2 separate regions of the Homo sapiens genome follow, and region 1 is linked to region 2. The links are chromatin contacts, found by Hi-C or POLR2A ChIA-PET in ENCODE. All regions are on one chromosome and are shown on one strand. The core of a region is the stretch at or near the end of the contact, and the rest is flanking DNA. Distances in the headings are between cores, read along the strand shown.

What was found. A loop is a pair of places that touch in the nucleus more often than their neighbours do. ChIA-PET counts read pairs that join two places held with the same protein, here RNA polymerase II (POLR2A). Pooled maps may share reads with other maps.
Region 1: a loop to region 2 is called in a pooled map, with 3 times the contacts of the local background. The contact joins the promoter of SLC16A10 here to the enhancer-like site in region 2. A Hi-C loop is called at or near these places in 4 of 50 pooled maps. POLR2A ChIA-PET finds 5 or more read pairs at or near these places in 2 of 52 experiments (GM12878 and activated naive CD4-positive, alpha-beta T cell).

What each region holds. Positions count from the first base shown.
Region 1 is chr6:111,084,748-111,089,441 of GRCh38, forward strand. SLC16A10 (solute carrier family 16 member 10) reads left to right here and starts at 2,756. Exons shown (of 6, transcript NM_018593.5): 1 at 2,756-3,348. The coding sequence starts at 3,006. RefSeq lists silencers at 2,437-3,116, 3,147-3,326 and an enhancer at 3,139-3,639.
Region 2 is chr6:110,679,546-110,684,363 of GRCh38, forward strand. The region is part of intron 2 of CDK19 (cyclin dependent kinase 19); the gene reads right to left. Among named protein-coding and RNA genes, the nearest start is that of CDK19, 130 kb to the right of the region's middle. Within about 2 kb of position 2,985, at least 7 of the 41 ENCODE cell types and tissues checked have a DNase peak (open chromatin) inside an H3K27ac peak, as active enhancers do.

The DNA.
Region 1 (4,694 bases), core at 1,506-4,005, 400 kb after region 2:
AAATACCATCACTATGTCACTATGCTGTAGTTATAAGTAAACAGGTTCATATTTTCAGGTGGAGAAGATGAGGTCAATCCAATAACACAATGTGAGTTGTTGATTAGTGTGGACATAGAAATAGAAGGTAGTTTTCCTGGACACCTAAAACTCTGCTCCATTCAATAGCCTATTGGTAGTTAGAAGTAAACACTCTTTTTTTAAAGAGATGGATTATTACTTATGTTGCTTGAGGCCAGGAGTTCGAGACCAGCCTGGTTGCTGGTCTCAGCAATGTTGCTCAGGCTGATCTCGAATTCCTGGCCTCAAGCCATCCTCCCACCTGAGCCTCCCAAAGTGCTGGGATTACAGGCTTGAGCCACCACACCTTGCCTCATTTGTTACAATTAATGACCCAATGTTGATACATTATTATTAACTAAAGCCGACATTTTGTTCATATTTCTTTACTTTTAATCTAATGTCCTTTTTCTGTTCCAGTATCCATCCAGGATATCACATTACATTTAGTTATCATGTCTCTTAGGCTTTTTTTTTTTTTTTTGAGTTGGAATCTCACTGTCACCCAGGCTGGGGTACAGTGGCGCGATCTCAGCTCACTGCAACCTCTGCCTTCTGGGTTCAAGCGATTCTCCTGCCTCAGCCACCTGAGTATCTGGGATTACAGGCCCACGCCACTATGCCTGGCTAATTTTTGTATTTTTGGTAGAGATGGGGTTTCGCCATATTGGCCAGGCTGGTCTCGAACTCCTGACCTCAAGTGATCCGCCCGCCTCGGCCTCCCAAAGTGCTGGGATTACCAGCATGAGCCACGACACCCAGCCCTCTTAGACTCTTTTTTACTGTGACAGTTTCTCAGACTTTCCTTGTTTTTGATGACTTTTACAGTAATGAAAGTACTTAATGGGTATTTTGTAGACTGTCCTTGATTGGGATTTGTCTAATGTTTTTCTGATGGTTAGCCAGGGATTATGGGTTTTGGCAGGAAGACCACAGAGGTAAAGTACCATTTTCATCACATCATATCGGGGATACATTATCATCTAGTTGAGGTACTGTGTGCCATTTTTTGCACCCTAAAGTTATTTCTTCCCCCCACTCCCCCTTTCCATCCTATACTCTTTGGAAGAAAGTTACTACGCATACCCACACTTAAAGAGTAAACCATTGTACTTCACCTCCATGAGGGAGGGAGTATGTTCATAAAGTATTTACATTTCCTGCAGGAGAGATTTGTCTATTCTCTCCTCATTATTTATTTAATCATTTACTTACATCAGTACTGACTCGTGGATAATTCTTACATATGTGTTTGTTTGTGTGCATGCAAATATATAATCGATGTGCTTTCTTTGCCCAATAATATGTTGTGGACAACTTTCAAAGTCAATAAATACAGATGACCTTCAGAACTTTTAGAGGTTTTAAAGTAAGTATCTAATCAGTCTTCTACCAATGTACATTATACTTCCAAATTTTCCTTATTTCCAACAATACTGGGGTATCATCTTCATACATACATTTTTGTGCACTTATGTGCCTATTCCTTTGTTTACTATTTTACCCTCATTTCTAAGGCAGATTACACTTGAGCTATGTTCCCCATTCCACAACCAAGCACGGCTTGCTTTCCTTAGTTTATGCTATTTTCTCTACCTGGAATGCTCTTTTCCTGTCTTGACCCACTGAAGTCGTATGTATGAATCAGGGCTTCGGCCAAAGGCTGTTTGCTGTAGAGGCTCTTCTACAGTGTTTGGAGAGAATTTAAGGGACTATCTCATCTCTCTCTTTTGTACATGTATTATAACACATCATCTGAGCCTCCTAGTCTCTCCCAGGACTCTTTTTTCCTACCAGTTTATCAACTGATAAGAGGCAGAAACGAGATCAATCGCACTCATCTGTGTACTCTATCACAGTGGTGGGCACATCAAGTAACTAGCATATTTTGACTTTGATTGAAGTGAAGAATACGAATAACAGAAATTAAGAAGCATCCTCAATATTGCATAGCAGGTTACTCTTCTTTTCTTTTACATAGGATGGCACTCCATGCTTCAGGGAGACAGAGGAGTTGAATACAGGTTTTAGTTTTTGTTTAAAGTGAAAACGACTCTGATGTAGTTGAAAAGTAATGCTTTCTAGCTGTCTGTTAAAAATGTTTGTTGGTTGAAGACTTCGGAATTGCAGTCCAGTGAGGACTGAAAATAAGCATCTTTGGTGTGCCAAATATTCATAAGGAAATTGTATACGAATGCAAGAGAATGGAACTGAAGTAATAAAATAAGGGCTCTGATCCTTCAGATGACTTATTTAAGAAGCCAGGTGGCATAACGAATCTTACATATTATAATTAGTACTGAGAGGTGAATGCCAAAACATAAAACAAACACAATCGAGACAATGTTAGTGTGACTGTGACGCTGTGTCGGTGAGTTGAGGCTAACGATCCAGTGTGGCTCTCCTGAAGGCCCACCGCGCCCGCACCTAGGAGACGCGCCCCTTCTGCTCATGCTTTGAGGCGGGGTGACCCACACATCTGTGCCCCTCTCTGAGCAGGAGGAGGCCCCGTCGCAGACGCGCGCGCAGACAGCGTCTGCCGCGGGCACCTGGGGCCGCGCGCCGCGGGGCGCCCCGCCTCCGCTCTCCGAGGCCCAATCATCTGGAGGCTGTGGGGGCACGTCCCGCTCCCGGCCACGCCCCCAGCCGGCGGGGCGGGGGGTGCTTTTAAGAACCGGCGGCTGGCAGTGGGCTCAGTCGGGGGTGCGGGGCTGTGACCTAGAGGCTTCAGTGTCGATCCCCGAGGTGTTCGCGCGCGCCAGCTGTCCTCGCGGCCGCCTGCGCGCTGGCCGCCTGCGCGCTGCCAGCCCGCCCGCCCGCCAGGGGCTCCGCCGCCCTCGCCTCGGCCTCGTTAGCCCGCCAGGAGCCCCGCAGCTCCTCCGGGAGCCCGCTGGTAACTCGCGTCCCTCGCGCTTCTCCGGCGCCTGAGGGGCCCGCCTCGGGCCATGGTGCTCTCCCAGGAGGAGCCGGACTCCGCGCGGGGCACGAGCGAGGCGCAGCCGCTCGGCCCCGCGCCCACGGGGGCCGCTCCGCCGCCCGGCCCGGGACCCTCGGACAGCCCCGAGGCGGCTGTCGAGAAGGTGGAGGTGGAGCTGGCGGGGCCGGCGACCGCGGAGCCCCATGAGCCCCCCGAACCCCCCGAGGGCGGCTGGGGCTGGCTGGTGATGCTGGCGGCCATGTGGTGCAACGGGTCGGTGTTCGGCATCCAGAACGCTTGCGGGGTGCTCTTCGTGTCCATGCTGGAAACCTTCGGCTCCAAAGACGATGACAAGATGGTCTTTAAGACAGGTGAGGCGCGGCGCCCGCCGAGGCCAGCCTGGGCGACCCGCGTGGGGCCCCCGAGCGCATCCCGCGTGTGGGCTGTGTCTGCCTCCGAGTGTGCATGTCGGTGGGTCCCTGTGCCAGAGGGTGCGAGCAGGGGGGTCTTTCGAGTTGCAGACAGAGCCTGCCGCTTCTGGGGCCTCGGGGTGCCCGTCTTTATATGGAATCCAGCTGCAGAGCTGTGTGTTTGCAAGCAGGTCGCAGAACTTACTTGCCGAGATCGTCCTCCTTTCCCCTCAGCAGAGCAGACGCTAACAGTCCACAGGAGCCCTTCCTTTTATTGTTTGAAAACAAACAGAACCCCAGAACCTTCAACCCCAGTCATCGCCCTGTCATTTTTGTGGTCTCTTTCGTGACTATGCCAGTTATGTAGTTCTTCACCTGCCTCCCTGGGCCGCAGAGGGGTGTGCGTATGTTGGCGGGGCGGGGGGTGGAGTTTGGAGGAATGAAAGAGATTTGTACGAAGGTCACTGGAGTTCCAAAGGGGGCCCTGCAAGAGTCACGGTTCCGTGCGTTCCCGTCCCCCCGCCTTTTTTTGCCCTCTGGGTTAAATGTAGAAAACACGGGAGGCAGCCGGATTAGGGACTAGGATGAGGAAGGTGAAGGGTTGCTTCTTCCCTCTTCCTGTTGTGTTTTTTGACATTTTTTTTTAACCATATAGTAAATTAGATACAAAAGGTGCAGATTCAGCGTTTTCTCCCTGTAGAGCATTATTATGACTTTTTGGCTGGTTAGGCAAAAAACAAATCTAAGACCTTCTGCATGACACTTTAACATAAATTCTTTCACTTTATCCTGCAAGGTGAGCGCGGTCAACCCCATTTGGGTGAGAAAACTGTAGCTCAGTGAAAGTGTCTTGGTGGGTAGTAGAATGGCAATAAAACACATATCAACTGACTTCAAGGGCTAAGTGATTTCCATTACTAAATCAACCTCCCTCCCCATCATTTGGGGTAACTTTATATGATTAATAGTCTTTTTTTTTAACCTTGATTTTCTATTATTTTTAGAGTGAATATTTCTTAGGTCTTTAGTATGCATATGAGGAATGGGCAAGACTGTAATAAATTCTGAGACAAAGGTAATGCTGGGTTATGCTGAGAGTTTTAAAACCTGACATAAATACTATTAAACTATTTGTATCATTCTGCAACTTACTTTTCTTCCATTCCGCATCATGTTTGTGACTTATCCACATAATACCTCAGTGTGAACTGATAACTCAAATTCTTTCCATTTTAACTTAGGTGGTTTGCATTGTTTGACTATATTATACTCTATGCATTCTCCCTCTGATGGGCATTTAGATTGCT
Region 2 (4,818 bases), core at 1,735-4,234:
AGGTTGCAGTGAGCCAAGATCACACCATTGCACTCCAGCCTGAGCAACAAGAGCAAAACTGTCTCTAAAAACATAAAAAATTTTTTTAAAAAAAGAAAGTTAAATAAAATCATTAAAATGTGTTCATCTTATACCTGTATAACAGTCATAATTTTACCTTTTTTGAAAACAATCATTTAATACTCATTGTACAGAAATATGTCACTTAAACTGACAAGAAGCTGTTTATTGTCTGACATGAAGCTATTAAATGGACATGAAACTGTTTATATGTTATTTATTGTCTGTCTCTCTCCACTAACATATAAGCTCCATGAAGGCAAAGGTATTTGTTGACTTTATATCTCCAATGCATAAAATGGTACCTAGCACATAATAAGCATTCAATAAATATTTGTCAAATAAATTAAATCTACTCAACCGGTTCTTACTCACAAAATAACCAGTAATGGCCTGTAACCTAATAAAACTTTGCTACCCTTTCATAAGTTATTCTTTTTCAAAAGGTGTTTTAAATGATTTTGTTTTCAACAAATTGAATAGACAATATCTAAAATAATTATTCCAGGGACGCTAAGCCTCCACAAGCTCCATTTACTTTAGGCTTAAAAAGGAAGACTTCTTTAAATTAGCACCTACTCTACCAGAAGAATAAGAGTGCTGGCTTGAGGTAAAGAGCAGCAACACAGCTCTGAATATCTCAGGATGGGATCTTTAACCTGGTGTATAATTCGAAGAGCAAAGGAGTGCTATGAGGGTATTTCCTGAAAGGGCTGTGAGCACAATAAGTGCTACAAAATCCTAAAGAAAATAACACAAAGGAACAGGGGACACAGGGGAACACAAGTGAAGCAGATATTAACCTTATTAGTAGTTATGTCCAAGGCCAGTTTACTAAGAAAATGCTAGGCTCTAGATAAACATCACACAAGAGTGTATTCACTACCTCTGTTTACTGAAAAAAACAAAGAAGTTAACTTTCCTACTGTTGTTTACTGAAAGAAACAAATGAACAACAACAGTAAACAACCTAAATGTTCAATAATAAGAAAACTGATAAGTAAATTATGGTAAATAGCCACATATTGTAGCCTCAAATATATATACTAAAATATTTTAATTACTCGAGGAAAGACTATAACGTTGTGATATAATGTAAAAGGACCACAGGCTGGGTGCAGTGGCTCACACCTGTTATCCCAGCACTTTGGGAGGCCGAGGTGGACAGATCACTTGAAGCCAGGAGTTCGAGGCCAGCCTGGACAACATGGCAAAACCCCGTCCCTACTAAAAATACAAAAATTAGCCACGTGTGGTGGTATATGCCTGTAATCCCAGCTACTCAGGAGGCTGAGGCAGGAGAATCACTTGAACCTGGGAAGCAGAAGTTGCAGTGAGCAGAGATCGTCCCACTGCACTCCAGCCTGGGCAACAGAGTGAGACTCTGTCTCAAAATAAATAAATAAATAAAATAAAATAAAATATAAAGAGATATAAATAACAGAAAATGGGCTGGGCGTGGTGGCTCACACCTGTAATGCCAGCAGTCTGGGAGGCCGAAGCAGGCAGATCACTTGATGTCTTGAGATCAGGAGTTCACGACTGGCCTGGCCAACACGATGAAACCCCGTCTCTACTAAAAATACAAAAATCAGCCGAGCGTGGTACCGCATGCCTGTAGTCCCAGCTACTCGAGAGACTAAGGCAGGACAATCGCTTGAACCCGGGAGACAGAGGTTGCAGTGAGCCAAGATCGCACCACTGCACTTCAGCCTGGGCACCAGAGTGAGACTCTGTCTCAAAAAAACAAAAAACAAACAGAAATATGCCAAAACATTAACAATAGTTATTTCTGGGTGTGAGATTATGCATAATTTATATTTCTATTTTTTCTATTTTACAAGTTTTCTTCAATGAGCATTACTCTTATAATTTAAAAACAAATACATACACACACCAGAAGACAGAACTTTCCAGAAATCCACCTACCAAAATAAGACACTATCATACTATCTCAGCTTCTTTTTACATGGTTATCTGAGAAGGGACACAGTGAAAGGAGATGGCCATACTTGTACTTTCCCCATCTCTTGGCAAAATCAGATTTTACCAACGGACTTTAATCTCTTGTCTAACAAATGTTTGTTCAACATGACATCATACAACTACAAATACGTGTAATCATACTTAAACAGCAATTAAGTAGACCATTATTTTCCTGTGTCTCATATTATATGATAACATCTTCCATGCCAGATACTCACAGCATAGTAACATGATCCCACTGGAGCCTAATGAAGAATGTTCAATGAACATGCCAATATTTTATCTGAGCTCCTTTCAAAGCATGTAAGTAGCTATTTTTAAAGTGTCCACTTTTCACTGTCCTAAATGTAAAATAATCTACAGTTAGAATTCTAAACTTTCTCTAGATCCTGACTCAATTTAGAGAGTCTGTACTAGACTAAAAATTCCAGAATCCATTCGTATTTTTATGTATACATCTTTCTTCCCTTTTCACTTTCTGTTCTCCAAGTCTATGATGCCCTCATGGGTCCCTGACTCCTTTTTCAAGGGCATTCTGAATGGAAAGATCCTCTTATACTTCAATTACTCACTTATCTCAAAGTAAATCCAATTTTCTATTCTTTTTTGATCTCTTTTAAGTAACAGTGTGATTCATTTGACCATCAATCTTTCCCCTCAGTGAGAACAGTATCACCGACTTTATTTTAGAAAGCACTGAGTATCATTTTTTAAAATGTCTTAACACCTCTTTCCCCTTCCCAAAGAACTGAAGGTAAATGAAGTAGGGTGTTTTATGGCAAATAGGAGATTTGCCTAATTCCAAAATGTTCCAATACTCCTAAAACTGTAAATTAAGAATTAGTATTTGAAAGTTGACACTTTCACACCTACGACAGGCCTTTTGGAAGCTGCTCTTTATAAACACATGAGATTCATCATAACCTTCCAGCAGGTGGCACTCATACTCTGAAAAGGGGTCTGTACAGACTAACACAGCTCTGGTTCAAGGTGGCCCTAAATCTTCTGCTTCATTTTACTTCAGTGACACTTCCTGGTTACCAGTCATAAGCTCCAGGGAGGTCAATGTTCCCCTTTGCCACCCAGTTGAAATGACAGTGAGGCAGTAAGTAAAATGCAAAAAATATAGGTTTTAGAATCAGAGGCTGAGTTTGAATCCTGTCTTACTAGCAGCAGTTAAGACATAAGGCAAGTTGCTTAACTCTTCTGAATCTCATAGAAGAATAAGATGTCTACTTACAAACATAAACAGTTTCCACAAAGAATAAATTAATATAAATAGATTAAATACACAGCACAGTGGGCCAGGCACGGTGGCTCACACCTCTAATCCTGGCACTCTGGGAGGCCAAGGCAGGTGGATCACCTGAGGTCAGGAGTTCGAGACCAGCCTGGCCAATATGGTGAAACCCAATCTCTACTAAAAATACAAAAATTAGCCAGGCATGGTGGTGGGCGCCTGTAGTCCCAGCTACTCGGGAGGCTGAGGCAGGAGAATCACTTGAACCCAGGAGGCGGAGGTTGCAGTGAGTCAAGATGGTGCCACTGCACTCCAGCCTGGGCAACAGAGCAAGACTGTCTCCAAAAAAAAAAAAAAAAAAAAAAAGTACATAGCACGATGCTTGGAACGAATTAAGCATTTGACAAATTATAGCTTTTATTATCATTTTTAACCACCACTATTTGCAAGAATGTTATGAAGAGTAAATCGGATAATCCAGGTAGAATGCCTGGCATTGTTCTTGATAAACAGTGGCTGTTGTCATTGTTGTACTTAAGTGAAAATTTCAATGCTAACCACTCCGGTTAGCTTTGACATCAGAGATACTTAGAGAGTGAGGCTGAGTTGGAAAATGCCACAGCATTTCCTTGCCAAAGTCCATGAAACACCCACTTAGTAGTTTCTATAATAATAAAATGGCTATATGAAAGTTATTTCCTTTCCCATTTTTCAACAATCTGGTTTCATTTTCTCTCTGACTTTTAAATTCTGCATGTACTTGGTCTAAGAGAGATATCTGAAACCAAGTAAGCTTTGCGATAAATAAGAAATTCACATCTCCTTGACTATGAGAGCATACCTATTCTTTTTTAGTATAAGTATTTAATCTTTTTTTTTTTTTTTTTTGGAGACAGAGTCTCACTCTGTTGCCAGGCTGGAGTACAGTGGCGTGATCTCAGCTCACTGCAACCTCCACTTCCCGGGTTGAAGTGATTCTCCTGCCTCAGCCTCCCGAGTAGCTGGGATCACAGACACATGCCACCATGTCTAGCTCATTTTTTGTATTTTTTTTTTTTTTAGTGGAGATGGGGTTTCACCTTGGCCAGGCTAGTCTCAAATTCCTGACCTCAGGTGATCCACCTGCCTCAGCCTCCCAAAGTGCCGAGAATACAGGCATGAGCCACCATGCCCAGCCTTAATCTTTTATTAACATATCCCATGAGAAAATTGGATATACTTCTTATAAATCAAGGGCACTCTGAATATACACAATTTAAATATGAAAAATGAAACAGATACAAACTAAAACAAAGAGTTTACAAAGTAAAATCTTAATTACCTGGAATTCTGAGGGGTATTCTAACTCATTTACTGATTCATTAAGTAAACTTTTGCTTGCAACCCTCCTTGTCAAAAACCTTCCTACCTTGACAGTTAAACAAAATGAAATTTGCATTTGACTCTATGTAGTCTTCTTTATTTATTTTTGTTGTTGTTGTTGATTTTGCATTGCTATAAGACCCTAGGCAGTCTTTCAGTCCCTTGGGATT